Linked DNA regions of Homo sapiens: all the other regions are linked to region 1. Evidence: chromatin contacts called from ENCODE Hi-C or POLR2A ChIA-PET data. All regions are on one chromosome and are shown on one strand. The core of a region is the stretch at or near the end of the contact, and the rest is flanking DNA. Distances in the headings are between cores, read along the strand shown. Region 1 overlaps SIPA1L1 (signal induced proliferation associated 1 like 1). Region 2 overlaps RGS6 (regulator of G protein signaling 6). Region 3 overlaps TTC9 (tetratricopeptide repeat domain 9). Region 4 has its middle 20 kb from the start of PCNX1.

Region 1 (6,877 bases), core at 3,112-5,611:
AGCTAAGCATTCAGCAGTTATCCCTGATTCATCTCTTTCTAAACCCATCAGTAACATATTTCTTAACCACATCTAATCCATCAGTATGCCTAGTTGGCTCTACTACCAAAAGTGTCCAACTCTGTCTGCTTCTCTGCATCTCTGCTGATCCCACCTTAATGCAAGCTGGTTTGATCTTGAGCTGCGTTATGTCATGAGACAGTGATGTGGAACCTGCAACCTTTCATGTTGCTCTTAAAGTCCAACCCCATACCAGGCCCTGCAAGCTTCCTCACAGCCCCACACCATCTGTCTTTTCTTTTCTGGGTCATTTCCCTTTCCCCTCCAGCCACACTGGCACTCTTTACCTTGGACACGCTGTTTGCTCATGTCCCAGAGTCTTTCCACTTGCTCTTCCCTCTGCCTGGAACATTCATGCTTTGTGTTACTGATTCCTTCATGACATTTAGTCATCTTATCTTAAATGACTACTTCACAAAGAGGCCTTCCTTGACCAAATCAGTTTAAAGTAGCCAGCCAGCCAGCCACTCTTGATCATATTACTATATTTTAATTTTCTGCATGGCACTTCTAGCCATCTGACGTTTATCTTGTTTATTGATTTGCTTGTTCTCACTCTCCCCTACTAGACTGTAAGCCCCTCAAGAGTGATGGCTTTGATTGCTGTACCCGCCATCCTTTCCCCAGGCTTTAGGACAGTTCACAGAACAAGGGCCAGAAAATATTATTAATTGTAGTAAAGAATAAATGTATCCTAAGCCATTTAATTAAAACTTTGAGATCTTGAAAGTTTTAGCAAGCAAGAACCAGTAAGTGGAAATTAATTGTACCATAGCTATTATTACTACCACAAAAGGTACAGAATATCATTGATATTATCTTCATTTAATAGGTTATACTGATTTTATGTTAGCTAAAATTTTAGGTTTATTTACAAATGTATTTTCCCATACCCTATTTCTTTTTTTTTTTTTTGAGACGGAGTCCCGCTCTTTAGCCCAGGCCGGATTGCAGTGGCACAATCTCGGCTCACTGCAAGCTCCGCCTCCCAGGTTCACGACATTCTCCTGCCTCAGCCTCCCGAGTAGCTGGGACTACAGGCGCCCGCCACCACGCCCGGCTAATTTTTTTTTTTGTATTTTTAGTAGAGACGGGGTTTCACCGTGTTAGCCAAGATGGTCTCGATCTCCTGACCTTGTGATCCGCCCGCCTCGGCCTCCCAGAGTGCTGGGATCCTGTTTCTTTTAAGCTGGTAATTTATTGAATGGTTGAACTTTTCTCCTGCAGCAGCTTTTGAGTTTGTATCCTTAGTATGAAAGTTCAGTCATTCCATACATCAGTCTGTGGGGACTACCGAGTGCCTTGGAGCCTTCCTTCCTTACTTTGACCTAAGGGACTGTCTTTTGGAACTTGAGTGGTTATAAATCTGCACATTTCAGTGTCGAAAGTATTTCTAAACCAGGGTCTCAACCTTAGGACTCTGGCATTTGGGGTCAGATAATTTTGTTGTGAAGGGCTGTGGAATTACATGTTCAGCTGCATCCCCGGCCTCTACCCACGAGATGCCAATAGCGCCTCCTCAGTTCAGATTGCCGATATCTCCAAATGCTGCTTAGTGTCACTCTGGAGGGCAGAGTCTCCCCTGTTGAAATCCACTCTTCTAAGCAATGAATACTTTTTCTTCTATTTCCTTTATACTGAGAGATAATAATTTTTAAAAAATCAGATAGAAATCTGGCTCAGCTTTTTTGGTGGGGTGAATGTAGCAGATTTTTAAAAGCTATTATAAGGAAAGATTGTTCATCTTCCACCATTACTAAGTTATAAGAATCTATTTTCAACTTGTATGTTTCTATAATTCCACAGTACACTTTGTGTTAGGAACCCTAAAATATTCTGGGGGAATTTGTTCTTTCAGTGTTTCTATATTTTTCGCCTGCTCCCATCACCATGGAGCTAAACACTTTGAGACATGTTAAGTTAAAAACAGTAATGACAGAAGAGGAAAAAACATTTTGCTTCTGCATTCTTTTTTCCTCTCTTCTCTTCCTCCTTACCTCAGTCAGCCAAATAGGGTATTAGTTTGAATGTTTTAATTGGATGTCAAGATAGGAAAGGCATGTTTTTCAGAGCTTATTTTTTCTTAGGAAATGCTAACAGTATAATTTGAACAGACCTGTGAATTGATATTCTGAGATAAGGTAAAATATACCAGGAATGTGTAGGGAAGGAGACTTTTTCCTTGGCCTGAACCCATTTTATAGATTTCTGTGCTTCAGAGATCCCATTGTATTGTTTAGGTAGGGCTACTCTACATCATATACAATTCTTTTTTTTTCATATAGAAAACAAATATCAGAATGTATGTAACCTAGTTTTTAGTGTAGAACTGATTGATTCATTGAATAAATGCAATTCTTGTCAGCTTTCTTAAATTGAGACCTTAGCATAGTGTTTTGTATAAAGTAACTAGAGACAGACTATTTTTCAGATTGTGGTTTGTGTTTGAAATTCATGTCCTCATCCAGGTACAGACTTTGAACTTTGGCCTATCTGAATGGAATATTCCGTTCAGTCCTTTCAAATGTAGCAAGAATGAATATAAAATTAGAGAAAAAAGTTTTCTTTCTTAATATTTACGACCTGTAGCATCTTCTGTTAGTTTGTAGGAACATGGTACTGATACGTTATTTCTGTTCAGCAAAGGTAGTTTAGAGATTTTTTTCTGTTTAAGATACAGTATTTTTTTTTCTGAACAAATTAATGTCTTGATATTGAACCTTGGTTTCACTGTGCTCAAACCTTCAAATGTTAATTTAAGGAAGTTTAGATTCCTCATTTCTTTTTAAACAGTATTACTGCTTTCTTTGCACACATGAAGCCATGATATTGAATTTAAAAGCAGATGACCTTAAAATCGTGCAACTTAAACACCACAGACTTAAAAATAAAAAATATAAAGATTTTTAAAGAAGAAAGTTAAAAAAATGTATCTGCTTTTCTGATGTAGGCTGGTGAGAAAAGATGTTCTTTTTCTGTTGCTTTCAGTCTTTAGCTCCCTGTCAGTTCTGCCCCACTGTGAAACCGAAGATGTTCTCAGCATTCTTGAGTAACACTTCCCACAGGTGACCTTCTGTATAAAGAGAGCTTGTTGTTGTTGTTGTTAACTTCTATATTGATAAGAAAAAGATAACAGTTCACAAATTACAACATCCTGTGATTTGATTCTTCATAAAATTTTTTGGTGAGGTTTTGGGAATTTCATTCTTGTTCCCCTGATCTGCTACACTTGGGCTACCACACTTTTTATAATATTTATTGCTATAAACATAGTTTGGGAGCATTTAGGTTGTTTATAGCTCCTTGCTATCCTAAATAATGCTGTGATGAACCCTTTTTTTGCACAGAATTTTGTCTTTTGAATTGTTTCCTTAAAAAATACTCAGGAATAAAATAACTGGGAAAAAAAGTATGTAAGCATTTTAAAGGCTCTCGATACATATTCCTAATTTAAAAAAAAAACAACAATTTCACTCTTCCAGTAGCTAATGAGCACATTTTATAAAAATTAATACCTCTTATTTTTCTTAAAGCATACTTAAGGGCCCTACGATTTTCAGATTGTAAATAAGCATTGGCTTCAACTTTAAGTCTCCAGCTGCATTAGCCCCTAATAAGAGAGTCAGACTGTTCTTTGAACCTTTGAAGCCAGGCATTGACTTCTCCTCTGTAGCTATGAAAGTCCTGGATGACATTTTCTTCTAAGAGAAGGCTGTTTCATCTATACTGAAAATCTGTTGTTTATTGTAGTCACCTTATCAATCATTTTAGCTAGATCTTCTGGATAACTTGCTGGTGAGCTTGCACTTTCATGTTATGGAGACAGCTTCCTTCCCGAAACCTGATGAACCAATGTCTGCTGGCTTCTAACTCTTCTTCTGAGTTTCTTCACCTCTCTCAGCCTTCATAGAATTGAAGAGAGTTAGGGCCTTGCTCTGGATTAGGCTTTGGTTTAAGAGAATGTTGTGGCTGATTTGATCTTCTTTCTCTCCAGAACACTAAAACTTTCCATCTCAGCAGTAAGGCTGTTTTGCTTTCTTATCATTTATGTGTTCACTGCAGTAGTACTTTTAATTTTCTTCAAAAACTTTTCCTTTGCATTCACAACTTGGCTAACTGGTACAATCCTAGCTTTCAGCCTCTCAACTTTCAAATGTCTTCCTCACTAAGCTTAATCATTTCTAGCTTTTGATTTAAAATGAGACACCTGTGACTCTTCCTTTCACTTTCAAGTTTCGCTTGAACTTAGAGGCCATTCTAATTTCAGTGTTGTGGTCTCAGAGACTAGAGAGCCCAAAGAGAGGGAGGCAGATGGGGAATGGCTGGTGGGTGGAGCAGTCAGAACTCAAACGACATTTGTTGATTGTTTGACATTTGTTGATTGATTGCCGTCTTCTGTGAGTGCAGTTTGTGGCATTCCCCAAAAGATTAGTAGTAACATCAAAGATCACAGATTAGAAATCACCAAAACAGATGTAATAATATGACAAAGTTTGACATATTGTGGGAATTACCAAAATGTGACACAGAGACAGGAAGTGAGCACATGCTGTTGGAAAAATAGCACTGACAGACTTGCTCAATGCAGGGTTGCCTCACACCTTCAATTTGTAAAAAAAACACCTGCAAAGTGCAATAAAGTGAAGTGCCATAAAATGAGGTGTGCCTGTATTGTATTTATTGAACAGAAACATTTTTCAAATGTTTAACCAATTTTTTCTTTTGTGAATTGCCTACTGTTTCAGAAAAACTCTCAAACCGTGTCTTTCCTCTGCTTTCATACCACCATGACAATCATCAACACAGAAAACACTTCTGTGACAAAAGCTGTGGGTTTTTTTCTCCACATGCCAAACAGCGTACACTGGCTGGATGTTCTCAATTCAGTTCCAACACTATCCACCCTAAGATAGTGTCAGATTCCACAGGTTGGGGGCTCAGTCCCCAAGACTGCCCCTTACATCTTTGGACATCATTGGTAAATCCAGGCCTCCAGACTTCTGACTGACCAACTTTAAGTTGGTGTTCCCACAACCCCATGTTTGGGTTTAATTAATTTGCTGGAGCAGCTTACAGAACTCAGGGAAACATGTTTACTGATTTATTTAAAAGGATATTACAAAGGATTCAGATGAAGCGTTGTGTAGGGCAAGGTATCAGGGAAGGAGCACGGAGCTTCCGTGCCCTCCTTTGGCGTGCCACCTTCCAAGAACTTCTACATGTTCACCTCTCCAGAAGCTCTTCAAACCTGGTCCTTTGGGTTTTTATACAAGGAGGTTTTATTACATGGCCTGGTTGACAACCGTGTAGAAATGTGATTGGACAAAAAGCACATTATCTAAATCCAGCAAGGCCTGTCTATTCAGACTTTTCTTGGCCTTTCTGTGTAGCTTTCCTTCCCGTAGGATATGGAGCAGGACTCTCTGGAATGAGTGTCTTTTGATCCACAATCAGATTAGAGCCCTGCCTTGGGCAGGTGAAAGGACAGGAGGTCAGAGAGAGAGAGATTCTGTTTCCTGAGGCCTAAAGTACCCCAGCATTATAACAAGGACTGTGGGAGTTAGGAGCTAGGAACTGTGGACAAAAACCAATATAGCTATCATAACACCATACCCATTAATACTTCTTTTCCCATTTTTCTTTTGGAATCTTAGTATTTTATCTTCCTTCACAAATCTTTGCATATATTCAGTGTATTCAGTCTGCGTTGTATTTATGGTATTTTTTAAACTAGTATTTGGTTTGCCTTTTAATGTACAGATGTTTAAAAGTTTCATGTACCCAAATCTGTCAATGTTTTCTTTTGTGATTTCTTTCATTAGTTTTGCTCATGGAAAATGTTTCCCCATTAGATATCACATTTTTTCCCTGATATTTTATTAATTTCAAACTAAGTCCTTACCACCCATTAATTTCATAAGAAAAGAAATCCACTATTTGAGAATTAGGAGCACTTTGCTGCTGATCATGGTTACTACAGGTTGTATTTTTGTAGTTCTCTGCACAAAGGGGCCACTTGCACTAATTGTTAACTTTTGGCTTTGATGTGGTACTTGAGATGTGAGTGCCTGTTTAATTCTGTGTTAATCTGTGGTTCTGTTACATTTGGATCGTTGCGAAAGTACCTTATTGAATACAAATATGAAAATGAACAAAGTAAAATAAAATTAAACTAGTCATGATTGACTCCTATGTGAGTTCATACTTTAAGAGGCCCAGAAATTGTGACTCTTTTCAGATGTAACTGATATAAAAAAACCTACCTTACTTTCCTGTGATAGTTATGGATTGTAGCATTAGGCTCAAGTTGACTGCCAACATAGTTTATGGTGATAACTGCTATATTTCTAATTTGTACAAGTTCAATTTTTTAGAAATATATAAATCCATTGAAGTGAAAATGCTTCCAATTTGCTGGAAAATGAATATTGCTAACTTACATCGTAGGTAATTATTAAGTGTTGGTTTGTGATACTTAAATCAGTTGTCTCATGATTTTTACACCAAAAACTCACTTTTAGAAGTAATATTCTTGTTGGCATTCCAGGTGACATAGGTAAAAAAATATTTTATTGAATTTAAAGCCTAAGTATGTAGTGATACTCTTACATCATATGTTTGTTTATTGTCTGTCTCTCAAAGTAAATATAAACATTTTTAGGGCAGTATTTTCAGCATGTAGAATGATGCCTCAAATATTTATGGAATAATGGATATTTGTTGAGTGAATATCAGGGCACGGACTTAAAATTATAGGAAAAAGAAATACTTCTGCTTGAGTACCTAGAATTTACCAGCCATTGTATGAGATGTTTGG
Region 2 (6,877 bases), core at 2,529-5,028, 920 kb after region 1:
AAAAGTACAGAAATGCAGAAAAGTTGGCACTAAATTAGCCCTAAATAGAAGGGTCTGAAACAAAAAGGCAGGACGTCACCTTGTTCAATTTCAGTGGGAAACACACATATCAGGCTACTCAAGGTACAACTACTGAGTAAGGAGTTATAAATGAAATTTAGCAAGCAGGCAAATTCACAAATGCAAAATTTGTAAATAATGAGGTTTGACTGTATTTCTGATTTCACGTTATTAAAACAAATCTTGCATTTTCCTCATGAAATGGAACTAAAAAATAAATTATTGGTCTTCTTAAAATTTGATTAAAAGCAAAAAATAAATAAATAGCTACTCATCCTGATATCGTGGAGTCTTTTTCAAACGGTTAAGTATGTAAAAAAAAATTTTAAGGACTGTGTCTGAGGCAATCTTGCCACTTAAATAGCTAATTTGCTCTTAGAAACTGTACACTATACCCTCTACATATCATCCTTAGATTATGAGGTAAGCTTTTCTAGATCGTATGGGAACTCCACAGAGGAATGCATATTATGGCAAAATGGAAAAAAAAATCATGCATTGTCTGTAATGGAAAAAGATAAAGATTGGTCCTGATGGTGTGACATGGGCTAAATTGGAAGTGTAATTTTCACGTAGTAATTTATATGATGTGTTTTTTTTTTCTCAGCCAGGCTGTGTGAACACAACAGAAATGGATATCCGAAAATGTCGACGTTTGAAGAATCCACAAAAGGTTAAAAAGGTTCGCTAGTTTAGCTGAGTTAAAAATTCCTGATGTGAATAGCCCTTCCAGTTCTAGTACTATTCAAATAGTAATTTGCTACTTGTAATTCTACCACCTTTTGTCATTTGAAACCATAACCATTTCACAAATATTGATTGAGCAGCTGATGCATGCTTGGCGCTGTGCTCGTGCTAGGATACAGTGGCAGGTCCTCATGGAGCCCACAGCCTGGCAGGAGTAAAACAAGCCAACAGGCAACAGGGCCATGAATGCTGTGTTAGGAGAGGTACAGGACAGTTGAGGAGCCCAGGAGGGGCAGCTAAGCCAGACCTGGAGTGGGTGGGGGTGGGGGGCTTCCCAAGGGCTTCCTGAAAGAGGGTCAGGTGTTCTGAAGGGTAAGTTGCAGTTGTCCTGGGGAGGTGGCAGGGAGGGGAGGAAACAAAAGGAGCAAGAAGTGGCAAAGCTCACAGGTGAAAGCAAGCTTTATACTTAGAAGCAAATAAAAGTCTTTTTTATGGTTTTTTTTTTTTTTTTTTTTTTTGGATAGAGCTGGATCACCCAAACTCAAACCACCATCTTGTCCAACTGTGAATGACCCAGTGGTCACTTGTGTTTCACTTTACTCAAAGGAGTAGTGGTCACAGCATACCCGAGGGTGCCATGCTCAGACTCCCCCACGATTCATATGTCCCACCCTCTCCACAGCACCAGGGACAATATTGCAGGACAGCATGACCAGACTCCGTAATATTAATTTCCAAAGAGTGGGCCAGGTACGGTGGCTCACACTTGTAATCCCAACACTTGGGAGGCCGAGGTGGGCGGATCACCTGAGGTCGGGAGTTCAAGACCAGCTTGACCAACATGGAGAAACCCCGTCTCTACTAAAAATACACAATTAGCTGGGCACAGTGGTGCATACCTGTAATCCCAGCTTCTTGGGAGGCTGAGGCAGGAGAATCGCTTGAACCCAGGAGGCAGAGGTTGCAGTGAGCAGAGATCGCGCCATTGTACTCCAGCCTGGGCAACAAGAGCGAGACTCCATCTCAAAAAAAAATTCCAAAGAGTGGAGATGTGTCCCCAAACATTCCTATTTCTTGTGATGACCAATTAGCTCTCTCTCATGTATGCATTAAAAAAAAATACACGCACACACACACACACACACACACTAGACATGGCGTATGTATATAAACTTCTTTAATCTACTTACATATTTTGTTCGTCACTGACTTAACAATATCCACTGTATTATATTTTAAAATGTTAGTCCTAAAATGTCCTCATTTCATCTTCAAGAGCCCCATAATTCTAACATTACAGAATTTCATGGAGTCACATCCACCTTATCTGAGCCCTTCTGCATTTTGATGATTTTGACTACACATTGCATGCCCTTCAGTGTTTCATTTCTTTCCCATTGCAAAGATTGTGTTTAGTCTTTCCGTAATACGAGGAACAGCTTTAAATGTAGCTATAGCTACGGACATGTGGAAAAACTTAGGCCAGAAAACTGTTTAACTTGAAAGGGAAACCCTGAAATGCTGCCATCCCAGTTTTGTACCAGATGGGAATCTGCTGACCAACGGAAATGTAGAGGGGATCTTTTGTGCATACTCTTTGGCAGTGGCTCTTGAACTTTCTTTATTCAGAATCATTTGGGGCATTTGATAAAAGTGCAGATTTCCAAACCCACCCACAAAGATTCTGATGCAGTAAGTCCAGGGGGCGAGGGGATACTCAGCAACGTGTCTTTTCCAAGCACACCCAGGTGATTCTTTGCAGGTGGTCTATGGACCATATTTGGAGAAACACTGAGATACAAGGAGGCTATTTTCAGCCCAATAAAAGATAGGATTTGGGTTATAGTGGTACCCCAAAGATGAGATGACATGCCTTAAGAGGCAGCATTCTCATCATTGAAGAAATAAAAGCAGAGACCAATCTCTTATTGTCATGAGGGGATTCACGAAATTGGATGAGTCATTGGACTAGCTGACCCCTAAGCCACCCTCCAATTCTGTGGGTGGATGATCCTCTGTGCTTGCTTCTTCTCCTAGTCCGTGTATGGCGTGACTGAAGAGTCCCAGGCACAGAGCCCGGTGCATGTACTCAGCCAACCAATCAGGAAAACAACAAAAGAGGACATCCGGAAACAGGTGAATGAATTGACAGCTTGCACTCTCAGGAGGAGACGTGGCCAGTTTAAAAACCCTTTCAAATGTTCAACTCTGAAGATTGAGCAAGCTTTGAGTTCCTGGAAACCACAGTGGAACCCAGCTGTGGGTGATTGAACCTTTTAAGTGCTGTGTGTGAACAAGCCACGGAAGCTTGAGAGAAAGAATTCTCTACCCAGTTCCTCCAGCAGTTACTAGAAAAGGGCGTAAATGAGTCATCCCATGCCTTGGGGTAACTGCTGTAATGGGGTTTCCCACAGTCCGCTGTGGGAGCTGGAGGAAGGAGGGGGCTCATGTCACACAGTCCTTATAATTGGAATGCACCAGCTCAGGATGGTCTACTTTATTGCTGTGATTTGAAAGGAAAGTTTAAGAATAAATAAAGCTCTACTCCCAATGCCATTTCAGCATTACTTGGTTGAATGTTATTTTCTTTCATGATGAGCAGCCCAGGTCAACAGACAATGGCTAATTATATTACTTCCTTCTGATATTTACTGGTAACAAAGCAACCTACTGTTTATATTATGCCTTGCTGGTTCCTAGAGGGCAAAACCCAAAGGAGTAAACTTTGAGGTGCTTGCCCTTGACAAGTTTATTATCTGATGGGTAAGAGGTAATGGATATATGAAAAAAAAAAGCTATTTGGCGGGGCTCGGGGCTCGGTGGCCCACACCTGTAATCCCAGCACTTTGTGAGGCTGAGGCAGGTGGATCATCTGAGGTAAGGAGTTTGAGACCAGGCTGACCAATATGATGAAACCCCATCTCTACTAAAAATAGAAAAAAGTTAGCCGGGCTTGGTGGCGTGTGACTATAATCCCAGCTACTCGGGAGGCTGAGACAGCAGAATCACTTGAATCTGAGAGGTGGAGGTTGCAGTGAGCTGAGATCATGCCGCTGCACTCCAGCCTAGGCAACAGAATGAGACTCTGTCTCAAAAAAAAAAAAGAAAAAAAGAAAAAAAAACCACACAGAAAAAAAGCTATTTGATGATTCCAGTCAAGCATGCCAAGGACATGGGTGTGACGTGCCTGTGAAAGGTGGGCAGAGGAGGGGTCACTGGGGATTGTTCAAAACAGGTATTTATGGGGCACATTTCACCTGTCCATGCTGTTGCTAAGCTACGTAGAAAATACATTGCCTTTAAATTTTGGAAAGCAAGACTTAAATCACACCACAGTATAGGAGGAGATGAGACAAAGGCTAAATTGCAGAATATGAATCTTGTATGATAGGGATGTCCAGAGGCACAAGTAATTTGCTGGAGGGCAGAGCTGAGGGAGTTGGAGATGTCTGGCCAGAGGAGGTATTTGGATCTTGGTGGAAATGCAGGATTTGGGTTTGTGGAGCGAGGGGAAAAAAATAATTTTAGTTTGGTCTTAACATCTGTGTTCTCTATTTTCCCAGATAACATTTTTGAACGCACAGATCGACAGACATTGTTTGAAAATGTCCAAAGTGGCTGAAAGGTATGTTTTCCTTTAATAATATTACTACTTTCTTCTAATTTAACAGGGAAGAAATGTTACAGGGTTATGGTTAACGAATGTGTTCAATGCCAAGAGTTAGACTGTAGTTATTCCTTAGACTGGGGTGCAGAAAAACCCACAGGCTCCATGTGAGTATAACTAAGATAACAGACCTCCCTTGAGTGATGTCAAGAAATGTTCCGTTGCTAAGGCTTTACAGGGGGTGGCCACGGGACCTTGTCAATCAAGGAAGAATGTCCTTTAAAGCTACATAATGCACCTTTGCCTTCAGCCTCTGGATTAATTCAAATGGAAATTGCTCCCCTTTCAGCTATAAAATGCCCAGATTCACTTTATAGGGGAAAAGAAATTATGTGTGTCCTTTGAGGTGCTGGCTGCATAGACAGGAGGGGACTGGATCATCGGGAAGTGTTCCGCCTCCACACGCCATCAACCACTGAACTGCATCGAATCAGCTGTAAAGAAAATATTTGGCCCCTCCAGCCTGGCTTCCACAGCGGTGTGTGTGCTTCATTCTGCACCAGTAGCTAGTTCCACTCCGTTAACTCATGGGAGACTCAATTTTATCAACTAAATGGTCTGTTTTTTTAACTCTTCCGTGAAGATGGGAGACCACATGGGGAATCTATATGGAATAAATCTAACCAGGCAGCTCAGTAGTGAACATTTATTCATCCATATGCTACCGTTAAAGCAATGACCAATTGCTTAAGGAATCAAGAGCTTAAGTTGGGTCTTGGTATTTATTGGATGTCAGATAAACTGAGTCTTTTAAGCCCAGCTCCTACAGGGGGCTGGCTGTGAGAGCCATCTATAAGCCTGTAAGCCTTTCTCTGCTGGCTCCTGGGTTGATTCACATCTTTTTTCTAGATAAATTACAACAAATGGAAGGTATAAAAACTCCAACCCCAAACAAAGAGTCTGATTGAATACCCTACCTTCAGGGGCTAAGGACATCCCTGGACTTGGGCTCACGTCTTTATTCCAGGGTTTCTCGATTGTGGCACTAGTGACATTCTGAGCCAGATAATTCCTTGTTGTGTTCTTAATGTCCTATGAATTATAGGATAGTTAGCAGCATTCCTGACCTCTCCCCATTAGAGGCCAGTAGTCCCCCACCACCACAGCTGTGAGAACCAAAAATGTCTCCAGACATTGCCAAATGTCCCCTGGGTGGGGTGAAAGTCACTCCCATTGAGAATGACTGACACTCCTGCTTTTTCTATGCAAATGTGCTGGAAAGTTGCCCTGGCTGGAGCTCAGCTTACACTGAGGTACTGATCACTCTGGAGTCGCTGTTTCAGCTAGCTGTGTAGGCTGCAGAATCACCTCATACCTCCTCTCTCATCATGTGTGGCTTCTGGCCAGAGTACCAGGCTCTGAAAATGCTTTTTAGGTCTCACTGTGGTTCCTTTGCCCCAGAAAGGTGGCTGTGAGTGAAACAGCAGCATGGCCTCAACTCTCTTGGTGTCATCCATGGCCTGTGAGGAACCACGAGCTTCTTTCTCTGTGAACTAGGGACAGAAATGGCTGTCCTAGTATACTTTGAGGGTCGGTGTGCTAGCAATGCTCATGTCTGGCCTTGGAAGGTGGAAGAGCTCTTTAGGGTTTGCAATTTAGAAAGAGCGTATATATGGGAGCATCTGTTTCTTTGGATCTATTTGCTCAGGTCCAGTGGTTCTAAGTACCGTAATCCAGGTGAGGGAGGGGGTTAAAAAATGGAAATTCCCAAGCCTCAGCCCTAGGGATTCAGATTCAGTGGTTCCAGGGTTGAGCCAAGAAATCCACATTCTGGATAATCTTCAAGTGGACTGATCTGGTCTTTCAGGATCCGGTGAAGCCATTGCCTGCTACTCAGGCTGACCTGAGAGCTCACATCCAATTTGTTATATCTTTGGGATGCAGAGAAAGAGCCTGAACCTGTCAGCATGAGGGAGGCAGACTCCAGGGCAGGTGTGCAGAGAGTCCAAGGAATGGAGGAAACCAAGGTGGAGGCGGGGAGCCCGGCCCATCCTATTGTTTGTTTGTTTCCTTGCTGTCAGGGAGGGGCCCCACCTGGTACCACCTAATTATGCTTGAGAGGCTGCTCATATTGAAGGATTATTCCAACTGGCTACTCCTCGGTGCCCAGCTAGAAGCTTTCATGAGTCTCTGCCCGGCAGAGGCTGGATTTTATTCCCAGCAGCAATAACTGGCAACTTTTCAATGCGACACGAGGGTTTTTCATTAGAGCCACAAGGAAACCCCCAGATAAGGAGGAGGAGGGAAAGGAGACGCGTGTTAGCTGGAGATAAAGCAGCTGGGAGCCGGGCCTGTCAGTGGCTCTGTGAAGATGGGGCCAGGGAGGAGGTGCTGGCAGCTGGTGAGAAGCTGCCAGAGATGCAGGCTGAGCTCTCTCAGGTGGGCACGCACATCCACATCCACATCCCCATCCTGATCTGGCTTCCCTGGGCCTGCTCCAGGTGATAAGTGGCAATTCCATAT
Region 3 (6,877 bases), core at 2,438-4,937, 890 kb before region 1:
CTTCTGTTGACTTGGCTTTCTGCCCTGCAGCCAGTGAAACCTGACAGGTCAGTTTCTAGATCTGGGCTGATTCTCTTTCACTTCCTGGTTCTCATACCTTCATCTTGACAGTCTGTGTATTTCTCCTCATTCTGTGAAAGAATGGAGTTTTTTGGTCCTAAATGCTCAAAAAAAATCTGGTCTCTTAAAAAATCTCAGCAATTCTGATACCTGGGAAGTTATTTAAGGGGTCAGAATGACTGACGTTAGACCCCTGAAGATTGAAATCAGTGACTTGTCTCTATCCTGAGGTGTCTTCTGTCAGTGTGGAAAAGTCTGGGCACAAAGAAGGAACAGAGCATCAGCATTCTCCCCCAGCCACCCAGCCGGGTTGTGAACAGAAGCACCAGTTTTGCCTCCTAAGTCTCTGTTTTTATTTGCTTTGAAGAAGCAGACAGGTGCCTTTTTCCTGTCTCTTTTTTTGTACTCCCTCCGAAGTATGCAACATACTTTGCCGTTGGTCAATGCCTACTAGATATTTGAGTGGTTAAATGGAGGCGAGGTGGCTCAGCAGGGTTGGGATTAGAGGGAGGTGCCTAGGGCACGAAATTTCAATCATTCTTCAAGGCCATTTAGTCATCCTCCAGGCGTGTCATCACTCTAGTCCCAGCCCTGTGGCTCCCTGTGGCTCAGGGCTGGTAAGGGAAAGCTCAAAGGGACATGGTTTACTCAAAGATGGCTGTTTGTGGGATGGGGAAGCTCTCCACCATGAGACCTGCCTGCCATAGCTTCCTCTTGCCTGGGACACCTAGGTCTCTCATGTCCAGACATGTGGCTTGTATGAGCTGGTCACTAGCCTACCAGAAAGCCCCCTCTCTCAGGAACTGCAGAGACAAATATACATGAAAGGGAACTTGAGGGAAGTCAGAGGCAGATGTTACTGGTACAAGACTAAAAAGAATTCTAAGAATGTTAACTAACATTTTTTTCATGCTTGCTATGTGCCAAGCCCACATTAAGTACTTTATGGCCATTATTTTATATAATCCCTCCAACAACTAGATTAGGAAGGACTTGGATTCTGGAGCCAGACAGCTTCAGCTTAAATCCCATCTTTGTCTCTTTCACGTTGTGTGGACTTGGGAAATTTCTTCAGCTCTCTGGGCCTCAGCTTCCTCACCTATAAAATTGAAACAGTAATAGTACCCACATTGGAGTATTCTGAGGATTATATCAGTAATACATGTAAAACAATGAGACCAGCATCTGTACAAGGTAAGCACTCAACAAATATTGGCCATGATGGTGATGATGATGATGAAGATGATGATGAAGAGATGATGATTGCCTCTGGTAGCTTATTCCTAAGGCTGCCTACAACAAAGTCCCACAAACTGGGTGACTTGAGATAATAGAAATGTATGATCTCACAGTTCCAGGGGCTAGGAGTCCAAGATCCAGGTGCTGGTGGGTTGTTATTCTGAAAGATGTGAGGAAGAATCTGTTCCATGCCTCTCTGTGAGGTTCTGGTAGCCTCAGGCATTCCTTGGCTTATGGATGGCTCTCTTCTCCCCATGTTTTATCATGTCGTCTTTCCTCTGTGTGTGTCTGTCTTTGTGTACATATTTCCCCTTTTTATAAGGATACCAGTCACACTGGATTAGGCCCTACTGTAATGACCTCAACTTGATCACCTCTGTAAAGATCCTGTCTCCAAATAAGGTCACATTCTTGTGTACTGCAGGTTAGGACTTCAACATATCTTTTGGTGGTGGAAGGGTGGGCATAATTCAACCCATAATACAAGGTTAAGTGACTTGCTCAAGCCTTGTTAACATGGCTTTTTAGTGATGAAACTGGTCAGGGAGGCTAGGATTATTGGAAGACAAATCCCAAGATGTAAACCCCAGTGGAAAACCCCAACCCTGCTAAACCTCTGGAGAGAAGCAACTCAAGGGAAACATGCAGAGCTGGCCACTGTTGTGCTGATGGCATTTTCCCTCCCTTCCTCCATAGCCTGCCTGCTCCAGGCTGAGCTGGTAAACTATGAACGAGTCAAGGAATATTGCCTCAAAGTCTTGAAGAAGGAAGGGGAGAACTTCAAGGCCCTTTACCGGTCTGGTGTGGCCTTCTACCACCTTGGGGACTATGACAAAGCACTCTACTACCTGAAAGAAGCAAGGACCCAACAACCAACAGGTAAGGCGGAAATAGCTGTTTTCTTACTTCCTCCCTGCTCTGGTGGCTCCTGGGACCTTCTCATTTCAGCAGTTTTCTTGGCTAGGAGGGCCAGGCAGGGACAGAGATGGCAAAATTAGGGATCAGATATATATGATAAGACCTAAGAGGAGCACACAGCCCATGCATTTGCCTAGGGTTTGAGTTCCAGGGAGCACAGGCCCCTCTTCTCTTCAAATAGAGTATAGAATTCCTCATCTTTTTCAACTCAGAATCCAGCTCTCTTCACTTATTCAACAAATATATATATATTGAATTCATACTATGTGCCAAGATTTGTGCTAAGCACCAAGGGAATCAATGAAAAGACACTGCCGCTACCCATGAGGCGCTCACATCTGGTTGATGACACAGAATACAAACAGGCAAATTTGATGCTAAGCCCAGCACCTTTCAGGAAGCATGCTCTGACTTCTCCAGTCAGATGCTATTCCTTAGGACATGTGTTATCTATAGCATTCACTTAGATCATATCCACCAGTCATTCATTCATTCATTCCACAGATATTTATTGAGGGGGTACAATATTGCTAGGTATATAGTAGTGAACAAAAGAAAGTTGTTGCCTTCAAAGAGCTTATATTATAATGGCTCACTGTCTATTGTAAGTGGGAAAAAAAAGTGTGGAGAGGGGACAGAACCCAGGGAGGGGCTCTCTACCAAGGGATGGCTAGAAGTCAACCAGTAAACAAGCAAACAAATAGTAAACAAATGAAATACTTAGTAGTAATAAACGCTGTGAAGAAAATAAAGCAGAATAAAGAGATCAAGAGTAAATGGGGGCGCTGGGCGTGGTGGCTCATGCCTGTAATTCCAGCACTTTGGGAACCCAAGGCAGGTGGATCGCTTGAGCTCAGAAGTTCAAGACCAGTCTGAGCAACATGGTGAAACCCCATCTCTACTAAAAATACAAAAATTAGCTGGGTGTGGTGGTGGACACCTGTAATCCCAACTACTTGGGAGGCTGAGGCAGAAGGATCACCTGAACCTGGAAGGCGGAGGCTACAGTGAGCCAAGATGGCACCACTGCACTCCAGCCTGAGCGACAGAACAAGACCTTGTCTAAAAAAAAAAAAAAAAAAGGAGTAAGGCTGGGCGCGGTGGCTCATGCCTGTAATCCCAGCACTTTGGGAGGCCGAGGTGGGTGGATCAGGAGGTCAAGAGATCAAGACCATCCTGGCTAACATGGTGAAACCCCGTCTCTACTAAAAATACAAAAAATTATCTGGGCATGGTGGCACGCACTTGTAGTCCCAGCTACTCAGGAGGCTGAGGCAGAAGAATCACTTGAACCCAGGAGGCGGAGGTTGCAGTGAGCCAAGATTGCGCCACTGCACTCCAGCCTGGGTGACAGAGCGAGACTGTCTCAAAAAAAATAAAAAAGAGTAAAGAGGGGGGAGCTATTTTAGACCAAGTGATCAGAAAGAGCCTCTCTGAGGAAGTAACATTTAAACAACTTTGACTTGATGTTGCTATTTTTGTTGTTTATATGGTTAATAATTTTTCTTTTTTCAGACAGAGTCTCGCTCTGTCGCCCAGGCTGGAGTGCAGTGGTGTGATCTCAGCTCACTACGACTTCCGCCTCTTGGGCTCAAATGATCCTCCCACCTCAGCGTCCCCAGTAGCTTGGACTACAGGCATGCACTACCATGCCTGGCTAATGTTTTTTATTTTTTGTATAGATGAAGTCTTGCTATGTTGCCAGGGCTGGTCTTGAACTCCTGGGCTCAAGCAATCCTTCTGCCTCGGCCTCCTAAAGTGCTGGGATTACAGGCATGAGCCACCACACCCAGCCTTTTTTTTTTTTTTTTAAACTCAATCTTCCTTTCAAAAGTCTTTAAAAAACTTTAGAATCAAGTCACAAATGTCCAAATGTATACTTTTTTTATCTTTTTAAAGAACACCTTGTTGTTGATTTATTTTCCGTACATAAATCGTGTTCCACCAACTGTAAGCAGCTTGAAGACTAACCATTGGACTCATTCAATAGAATTTTCTGGAGCACTGCTATCTGCCAGCACGGTTCTGGAGGATACGCCTGGCATTTTTTAGCATGATATAGTATTCATTTCTACTTCCAGAAGTAACTATTCCAGGCAGCCCTGTCACTCTTATGTTATGGTGTGTGTGGAACTTAGCAGTTGTTCCCTGCCATGCCATCCTCACTAATAACAGGAACTGGGAAGAAATGCCCCAGTTTTGGTGAGGTGGTCATCTGACCCTGCTTATAACGACAAAAATAAGACAATAAAGCAAAGTCATTTTAAACTCTTCAAGCTTAAAAAAATTACATTAGACTAATATTTGTTGATCATTGTTTTAAGCACTTTTAGACTTACCTATTTTGGGCTTCAGAGCAATTTCATGAGGCAGGTATTACAGTCCTCAGGAGAGACAGGCTTTGCAGCCAGACACACCATTTACTATGTGTCTCCTTGGCATCTGACTCAATCTCGCTAGGTCCCTATTCCATTTTGTCACAGTGAGGAGAAGGATACATACCTTGCGGGATTGTATTGAGGATTAAATGAGATCATGAAGGTTAGAAACCTGGCACAAGGTTGGCATTCAAAAATGGAGCTTGTTGGCTGGGCGCGGTGGCTCACTCACGCCTCTGATCCCAGCACTTTGGGAGGCCAAGGTGGGCAGATCACCTAAAGTCAGGAGTTTGAAACGAGCCTGGCCAATATGATGAAACCCCGTCTCTACTAAAAATACAAGAATTAGCTGGGCGCAGTGGGATGTGTCTGTAATCCCAGCTACTGAGGCAGGAGAATTGCTTGAACTTGAGAGGTGGAGTTTGCAGCAAACCAAGATTGCACCACTACACTCCAGCCTGGGCGAACAGGACAAGGCTCCATCTCAAAAAACAAACAAACAAAAAAAAATAGAGGTTGTTTCTTGCAGATGGTACAGGAGGCTCAGAGAAGTTGGCAACTTGCCTGATGTTAAACTCCAACTGGGGTCTCACTAAACTAACTGCGCCGGCTGGGAAACCACTGGGATACGCTGCTGCATAGAAAGAGGGAGAGAAATTCTCTCTCCTCTCCCACCCATTCTCTCTCACATCCCCTGGGTCATGCCAACCTGTCCACATTTGCTAAGGGGAGACAGTGAAGGAGAGGGTCGACATCTAGTTGCCCTCTCAGCCACCATGGATAGGCAGAAGGGACCTTGGTTGAGTGAGCCTGGCCTGTTGGATGTCTGCAGACACAGCCTTTGCTAATTCCTTGTAAATGTGATAGTTGCCCTCACCTGGTGTTCCCTAAGGTTTATTTCTCTCCTCACAGACACCAACGTGATTCGGTATATCCAGCTGACGGAGATGAAACTCAGCCGATGCTCCCAGAGAGAAAAAGAAGCCATGTAACCAGGAAGCAGCTCCAGAGCTGCGCCCACGCCTGACCGGGGACTTCCAGGCATCCCCTGGCAGAGAGCCCCGTCCTGGATTCTGTCCCTTTCTCCCCACTTCTTCTGGCTCCTCATTTTTCCTCCTGTTGCACCCCAGCTCTTTGTCTCCTCCCAGTACGAAAAGGAGAGATGCAAATTTGGAATCTGGTAGGTCGCCCAGACAATGGAGACATCCTCTCCTCTAGCAGGTCAGCGACTGAGAGGGGCCTGACTTCTGCTGGGACAGCTGGAGAGGAGTCTCATGGGCTGGGATGCTGTTGTGGCTTTGACTTTGGCCAGTGCTTCTGACAGAGGCGGAGCCTGGCAAGTGTACCATCCCACAGGCAGCAGGCACACAGCCCATGGGCTGGATCCTTCCACACTTTCCTGACAGACCAGAACCAGAGCATCTCGAGGCAACTGTTAGAAATCCAGGGACGAGACAAACAGAGAAGCGCTGGTGAAGCCAACATAGAGACTGTCAATGTGTACACTGGAGTTCCCACCCCCACCCCCCACCCGTCACTTAGCCCCTGCCTCCTTCCCCCACTCGTTGTCTTGGCTTGTGCTTTCTCCTCTCCCCATCGGGGATCCGAGACTCTGCCAGGATTCACATGCCACTGAAGCCCACTCAGTGCCCTCTGGTGACCACACATACCATTCCCCCGGACTCCCACCCAGCAGGCAGCTGTGACCGCAGAAGGGCAGGATGAAGTGGGCCAAGGTTTGGGACAGGTTGACTGTGTAGGTGACAGGGAGGGAAAGATGATGGCCAGGGGAAAGAGCATCGTATAGGCTAGGGGATTGAACTGTGGACTGATTCAGTGTAAATAAAAACAAATTAACAGGTAGTAGTTCCTGTCAGTTCTGTTGGAAGCAGCCCACTCCCTCACTTTTACTCCTTCCTCCAACCCTCAATCAGAGCTACTTACAGCCAGGCAGGATGGGGCTTTCCCCAAAGCAATTGGCCGTTTGTCCAGTGGCAGACAATGGTGGCTACAGCCTTTGTGCTTTTAAGAGTGGGCTGGGATTGTGGAGACTGCCCAGGGGCTTGGCTTTGTCAGAACTTGTACAATCTTCTTTTGATGAAATTATCTGAACTCAACATCTAGCACATAGAATGTGTTCAACAAATGCTTGTTGAATGAATAAATTATGACTGCAGACTGGCTCTCCTGCCTTAAACTAATTTCATCCCAGCCTAGTCTCCTGATGTCTGTGCTCGTTATGCTATGCCATGTTGCTTCAGTCAAACAAGAAACACTTACTG
Region 4 (6,877 bases), core at 1,121-3,620, 670 kb before region 1:
ATTGCTTGAACCCAGGAGGCAGTGAGCCGAGATTGTGCCACTGCACTCCAGCCTGGCGACAGAGTGACACTCTGTCTCAAAAAAGAAAAAAGAAAAAAAAAATCAGATGCTCTCTGTTCTCAGAGACCTTATAGTGTAAAAGGGGAGAAAAAATATGTATACAATTAACTACGGCAAAATGTAGAAAACTGTTAGGTGTCACTAGATACAGTGCCACAGTAGATCAATGAAAGGAAGAGACCATTTCCAGCTGGGAAGGTTAGGGCCATTTTTTGTAAAGAAGATGGATTTTATGCTAGATCTTGGATGATCCTGAACTAGCACAGAGGAAATGAGCATTCCTGGCAGAGAAGAGCAGGAGAAAAGGCCGAGCAGAAAATCACAGAGAAAGGATGGGAAACAATTGGCTGGAAAATAAGGTTGGAACTTGAAAGGGTCAGTGAGGCCAGATAGTAATAGGATATAATTCCAGGTCGAGATCTTAGTCTGTGGGCAGTAGGTTGGGTTTTGAGTCAGGTATGAGCTGAGCAATAGAATGTGGTTTTGAAAGAAAGGAAGAGTATTCAAGACAGAGCACAGCAGGAGCAGATAGAAGAACCCAGGTGGCTGGTTTCTCTGACACAGGCAGGAAACATTCTTCTGCAATGGTGAGCCAGGCTGGATGATAGGGGAGACTCTACTTATGAGGCAGGAGGGTCTAGAATGAGGGACAGTTACCCAGAGTCTGGGAGCATCAAGCCACTCCTTCATGAGTCAGGCCCAGCAAGCTTGCTTATGAGCAGTGAGATTAGAAAACCCACGGGCAGAACCATGTGGACCGACAAGAAATAGGTGAGCGCCATATGTTTCCAGGGGCCAGACAGGTGAGCATCTGAGCAAAGACAGAAGCCAAAGCGGTGCAAACCTGGAAGGACAGGAGCAAGGCAGCTCAGGAGCTGACTGGGCAGTAGTATCGAAGGCCCAGATACAGTGTCCAGGCAAAGGGCCAAGAGCCCAGTCAAGGATGACAGCTGTATTGCGGAGATAAAGCGAAGAAAGCACAGGTTTCAGAGTCAAACAGACTCAGGTTTGAATCCAAGACTATCTTATCTGCTGTGTAAACTTGGGCAAGCCACTTAACCTCTCTGAGGCTTCTGTTTCCTTGGCTAAAAAGGAACATAATAATGTCTACCTCAAAGAGTTGTTATAAGGAGTATAAATAATATATGAAGAGTGCCTGGCACTTGGAGCACTCAATAAATGAGAGCTATTGTTATTATCAATATCACCCTCATTATTTATATTGAACTATAGAGATTGCTGTGGCTCAGGCTGAGAAATAAAGCAAGTGAGAGGAGTCTTTGCCAAGAACAGAGAAACCACCAGGAGGGGGAACGGGCCTCTGCAGAATTGATCACAAAAGCTCTCTGGCTTATGTATTACTCATTTGTCACTGTTGATTTATACATTCATTCTTATACTCAGTAATGCCAACACCATTGTCACCATTGCCATCATTCCCTCCAACAAAAATAAGAAGAACCTTAGATTTCTGTTAAAACAGTTCAACAGGCTGTGTTTTGCCCCTGGCACATCTCTTCATCTTTTCTGTGGATTGAGCTGCCATTGGTATTCAGGGATACCACCTGCCCCGAGTTGCTGACAACCATCTCCATGGTTTCTGGCCAGATCTCATTAGCTAAGTGAGGTCAAGCCCAGTGAGGTTAAATACCGACAAGGGAGAGGGTCGGGGGATACACAGATGGTTACAGGCATTGGGATGGAATGGCATGGCTGACCCAGCCTTGTGTTAGGTAGAAAACCAAGGTCACAACCTTTTGCAGTCTCTGAGGAGCTGCGTGACAACATATTTAATCAGAGGATGCCAGCCACAGTGATCCTGCAAGTTTCCAACTGATACAGTTTACCTGCTCCCTCTACATTCAATTGATGCTATTACTGCCCAATCCAATAATAAGCAACAATTTATTAAGCCCTTACTGTTTGCCAGGCTAACGACAGGCCAAAATGCAGGGCTAAAGCACTTTACATACTGTCCCATTTAATCCTCACCACAACTCTATAAAGTCAGTACTATTACCTGCTCCATTTTACCGATTAATAGAAGTTCAGAGAGGTTAAGTAACTTGTCTAAGTCCGCATAGCTAGTAAAACTGTAGAGCCAGCTTGGGAACATGGGTTTTGCTGATTCCAGATCTCCAGCTCTGCATTAAAATGCTAACTGGTGCTTCTCACACTTTAATGTGTATATAAGTCACCAGGCGATTTGTTAAAATGAAGGTTTTGATTCAGTAGATCCAGATGGGACCTGAGATGCTGCATTTCTTAGGCCACATGTATGCTGTCGGGCCGTGGGTTATAATTTGAATCACAAGAGACTTGTCTGATAGATTTGGTTCACAGTGGTTGGCAGGTTTCTCTTTGAAGGAGGTTGGGTTTTGGTCTTAGGGTTAGGCTAAGAGGCTTTAAAACCATTCAGGAAGTGTGGATTTTAGTTCTATGCTGCATACTAAATCATCATAAATTTATCCCCTTAAAACAACTCCCCATTCATTACTTTACAGGTTTTCCCCCAGAACTGGGAAGGGTGTGACTCCACTGATCTCCTCACAGGGCTAAATCAAGATGTCAGCTGGGCAGTGTTCTTATCTGGAGCTCAAGGGCCTTGTGGAAGCTCATTCTGGTTGTCACAGATTCAGTTTCTTGCGGTTGGGGGACTGAGGTCCCTGTTTCCTGGCTGGCTGTCAGCTGGGGGCCACTCTCAGTTCCTAGAAACTGCCGCATTTCTTACCACTTGGTCCTTTTATCTTCATAGTCAGCAATAGAGAATCTCCCCTTTGTTGAATTCTTCTCATGCTTCAAACCTCTTTGATTTTTTTCTGTCTTTGACCTCCAGACTCAGAGTTAAAGGGCTCGTGCTATTAGATCAAGCCCACCCAGACAATCTCCCTATCTTGGGACCTTAATTACATCTGCAAAATCCCTTCACAGCAGAATCTAGGTTGCTGTTTGATTGAGTAAGTGGGAGAAGGCTCACAGATCCCAGAGGCAGGAAACCTTAGGGGCTTAGAATTCTGCCTACCACAAAGTGTTTTGGTTTTCCTGGATGAGCTGCATTGTTGATTGATCAATGTTTTTAGAGTCATCGAAATTGAGACTATATAAGCTTTCTCATTTCTGCTTTCATTTCTACTCTCTTGCTGTAAGCCTCTCCTTTGGTATGAAATTACCAACAATGATTTCAAAATAAAAATGGACTGTCAACTTCCAGCAAATTGAGCTTAGCCCTTTTTCTCATTTATTGTATAAACTGAAAGTGTAAAACAGGAATTGATACATAGATCATTTGGGGTTTTTCACTGACTCATTAGCAATGTCCAGGAATAAGTCTCCAGATGCAGAGATGTTTATAGAAGGCAGTACTTCTTACTCAAGGAACTCTAAGTGCTCACGGATGATGTGAGCCAACAGACAGTGCCTGCACTTTGAAGAAGGAGGGTTTGTGATATCTTGACGTCAAAGATCTGACTGAAATCTTTGGAATCAAGCCCATCTTTTCTGATTTCTAGCCTATTTTCCTTCCAATGGCACTGTCCTAAGGTTGTACAGCTTAGAAAATGTTAACCCAGTATTGTTTTCTTTACTTGCATGTGAGAGAAGAGAAGTCAAAGTCAAAAGCAGGCAGCTGGAAACCTCCAGGGGAAGGGATTCCCAGGGGTCCTTTATATTCCTTTCTCCCCAAGCAAAGCAGAGAGAGAAGCAGCACACATACCCTGTGGATTCTGGGTTTGGAAAGCATAGTTGTGTTGTTCATCTGGGCTGCTATAACAAAATACTATACACTGAATGGCTCATAAACCACAGAAATGTATTTCTCACAGTTCTGGTGGCTTGGAAGTCCAAAATCAAGGTGCCAGCAGATTTTGTGTCTGGTGAGAGCCTGTTACCTGGTTCATAGATGGCTGTCTTCACATGGCAGAAGGGACAAAGGACCTCTCTGGGATCTCTTTTAAAAGGGTGCTAATCCCATACATGAGGGCTACATCTCATCGCCTCCCAAAAGTCTCACCTCCAAATACCATCATGAGGAGAATTAGGTTTCAACATATAAATCTGGGGAGGACAGACATTCAGTCTATTGCAGGGGCCAACAACAGCCCCTCATCAAGAGGTGGCGCTACGGAGGACAATATAGCTGGCCCTCCATATCCACAGGTTCTGTATATACAGACTCAACCAACTGAGGGTGAAAAACACTAAAAAAATAATAATAATACACAATAAAAATAAAAATAATACAGTGTAACACATATTTACATAGCATTTACATTGTATTAGATATTATAAGTAATCTAAAGATGATTTAAACTATGGGAGGATGTGCATAGGTTACATACAAGTACTACATCATTTTATATTAGGGACTTAAGCATCCCCCAGATTTTGGTATCCTGGAGTCCTGGAAGCAATTTCTCCCCACCCCCCACAACTAGGGATGAAGGATGACTGTACTAATGATTCTGTTTCTTTGCAATTCTCCTTAGTACCTCCAAAGCTCTAGCAAGATCATCACACAGGAAACAACATCATTTTCTTAGCCCACTCACAGCACAGAGAACAATGAAGTAATGGCTGTAGACAAATCCAAGTGTCTGTTGCAACCTCAGGGTGAGGAGAGAAAATTGGTAGTGGTGTTGCTTCCTTTAGAGCTTAAAAGGCACAGCTGAGGTGACTACCCTTCACTCCATTTTTGCTAGCATATAATAAGCTCTGCTTTGCATTTTTGCTCCCATGGCATCATTTTTGAAATATGAATCATAAAAGCAGTGCATTTCTGCTATGCCTGCTGAGACTTGCTTTATCACCCTCCTATTTCAGCGTTAATAAAATGATGCTGTCATTCCAGCTGGGAGGTATTTTGATTTTTCCAGACAGAGAGCTGGCTGATCACATTGTGAGTGTGTGTGTGTGTGCATACTTGTGTGCATGTGCCTCCCTTCTGGGGCTGAGAAGGAAATTGTCTTACCTTAATAATAGATAAATGTATTTTGATGGTAGCTGATTACTAAGTTGAGACTTTCTGTAAAATCTTCTAGCATCATGGTAATTTACTAACAGACAAAGAAAATCCCTCAATAAAGGCATCATTAGCAAAAATCCTGTGCCACTAGCTTCTAAATAGATGCGTAAAGGTAGGGTAGTAGAGACCAGGAGTAAAATAAGAAGGTTGGAGTAAATGACCTCTAAGGGCCACTTTTATTTAAAGAAAATTCCAAGCATAACATTGGAAGACCTAGAGATGATGCTAAATGCCTGAAAAGGGAGAATATAAATTTAGGAAGGTAGTAAAAATTTTCTCAATGATAAAGGAACTTATGACTATGGGTATTTGCACGTGTATGTGTCTGCTGTGTCTTTAATATTGAGGGGAATTCTTTTTCTTAAATCTGAGAATGATGGCTTAGTTGATGGCAAAATGGAAAGGATGCGGGGACCAGCCAGGAGCCCAGGAGCAAGGCAGGCGTTTCCAGAAGATCTTGGCAGAAAGAGGCAGACCAAAGAAGCAGACTGGCCAGCCAGTGCCAGGTAGGGTGTGAGATTAACTACAGGTGGGTGGAGCACAGCCCACGCACTACAGAGGTCTGGGCAGTCATGAAATCCAAAGGGGCTGCTCAGGATAGTGGGTAGCAGGGACTGCACCTTCGAGGGTGAGGTTCAGAGGCAGGATTTGGGTTTCTTTTTTTTTTTTAAAGGATTAGCAAGAGAAAGCGCACAATCTAGAACAAATGAGATATCAACAAGAGTCACTGAAAAGGGACCTACGGACAGGCTGTTAGGGACTTGATCTTCAGGAATAAGACTGGCTACTAGAATCAAAGAAAAGGTTTGTGTAGGTCCAGTAGCAAGGCTGATTTGATGCTATCATGCTGAGAAACTCATACTCTGCTTTTCATTTTTGCGTTTTTAGTACCTCTAAAGCTTTTTACATTCTCCCCAACTATAGAGATACTCTAGGGCCTAAGTTGATCCTAGCCGGGCTAATCACCAAATCACAGAATTTGGCAGATGATTTCAAGAAGTTTAAAATGAGTCCCGTCCTCAAAGTGTTTATAATCTATTTGAGAAGAAAAGGTCAGCACACATGAGACAGAAATATGTCTACTGTGTCCATTTACTGTGTTATGTACAAGTCATAGGTATTAAGAAAAATAAAAATTAGTAAGTGCTGGAGAGGTCAAGGAAGGCTTCACCGAAGAGGGATGATTTGAGGGTTTAAATTTTTTCTGAGACAGGGTTTCACTCCATCGCCCAAGCTGTAATGCAGTGGTGTAATCACGGTTCACTGCAGCCTTGACCTCTCAAGATCAGTTGATCCTCCCGCCTCAGCCTCCTGGGTAGCCCCAGCTGGGATTGCAGATGCACACCACCATGCCCAGTTCATTTTTTATATTTTTTGTAGAGACAGGGTTTTGCCATGTTGCCCAGGCTGGTCTCGAACTCCTGAGCCCAAGGGATCTGCCCACCTGAACCTCTCAAAATGTTGGGATTACAGGCATTAGCCGCTGCACCTGGCCTGGCTTGAAGTTTTTTAAGTGAAGAAAAGCAGAATTGGGGCCCTGGGGGTGGGAGATGTTCATGGGGGTGGAGAGAAGAGAGTCAGAAATATCCTGAGATATTTTTCTCATCATTTTTACCCCAACAGGAATAGTTGAGCCTCTCAGTTCTGCAGGGGAAGCTGGTAGTGGAGCCACTAGTGAGCACTTATAAAGTAGATGATAAAGAAAGGAAGTGGAGTTTGCTTGATAAGAGAAGAACATGATTAGAATGGTTGTGTTGGTAGCTCCTGGACTCTTTCTCTGCGGCTATTTCAGTCCCC

The links. Hi-C counts contacts between places; a loop is a spot of excess contacts on that map. ChIA-PET counts read pairs that join two places held with the same protein, here RNA polymerase II (POLR2A). Pooled maps may share reads with other maps.
Region 2: a loop to region 1 is called in a map with no recorded cell type, with 25 times the contacts of the local background. The contact joins two enhancer-like sites. A Hi-C loop is called at or near these places in 5 of 37 single-sample maps with no recorded cell type and 8 of 50 pooled maps.
Region 3: a loop to region 1 is called in a pooled map, with 7 times the contacts of the local background. The contact joins two enhancer-like sites. A Hi-C loop is called at or near these places in 4 of 37 single-sample maps with no recorded cell type and 9 of 50 pooled maps.
Region 4: a loop to region 1 is called in a pooled map, with 9 times the contacts of the local background. The contact joins two enhancer-like sites. A Hi-C loop is called at or near these places in 5 of 37 single-sample maps with no recorded cell type and 12 of 50 pooled maps. POLR2A ChIA-PET finds 5 or more read pairs at or near these places in 1 of 52 experiments (activated CD4-positive, alpha-beta T cell).

What each region holds. Positions count from the first base shown.
Region 1 is chr14:71,551,435-71,558,311 of GRCh38, forward strand. All of the region lies in intron 4 of SIPA1L1 (signal induced proliferation associated 1 like 1), which reads left to right. Among named protein-coding and RNA genes, the nearest start is that of SNORD56B, 160 kb to the left of the region's middle. RefSeq lists enhancers at 3,739-3,798, 3,959-4,018, 4,129-4,188 and a silencer at 4,609-4,708. Within about 2 kb of position 4,362, at least 9 of the 41 ENCODE cell types and tissues checked have a DNase peak (open chromatin) inside an H3K27ac peak, as active enhancers do.
Region 2 is chr14:72,473,958-72,480,834 of GRCh38, forward strand. RGS6 (regulator of G protein signaling 6) reads left to right here. Exons shown (of 18, transcript NM_001204424.2): 10 at 668-742; 11 at 2,785-2,883; 12 at 4,311-4,372. Among named protein-coding and RNA genes, the nearest start is that of MIR7843, 39 kb to the right of the region's middle. RefSeq lists an enhancer at 2,841-3,050. Within about 2 kb of position 3,779, at least 2 of the 41 ENCODE cell types and tissues checked have a DNase peak (open chromatin) inside an H3K27ac peak, as active enhancers do.
Region 3 is chr14:70,665,569-70,672,445 of GRCh38, forward strand. It overlaps TTC9 (tetratricopeptide repeat domain 9), which reads left to right. Exons shown (of 3, transcript NM_015351.2): 2 at 1,996-2,178; 3 at 5,508-6,877. The coding sequence ends at 5,587. Among named protein-coding and RNA genes, the nearest start is that of TTC9, 27 kb to the left of the region's middle. RefSeq lists enhancers at 158-317, 815-1,315, 1,316-1,816. Within about 2 kb of position 3,688, at least 3 of the 41 ENCODE cell types and tissues checked have a DNase peak (open chromatin) inside an H3K27ac peak, as active enhancers do.
Region 4 is chr14:70,884,146-70,891,022 of GRCh38, forward strand. No RefSeq gene overlaps it. Among named protein-coding and RNA genes, the nearest start is that of PCNX1, 20 kb to the right of the region's middle. RefSeq lists an enhancer at 3,159-3,468. Within about 2 kb of position 2,371, at least 12 of the 41 ENCODE cell types and tissues checked have a DNase peak (open chromatin) inside an H3K27ac peak, as active enhancers do.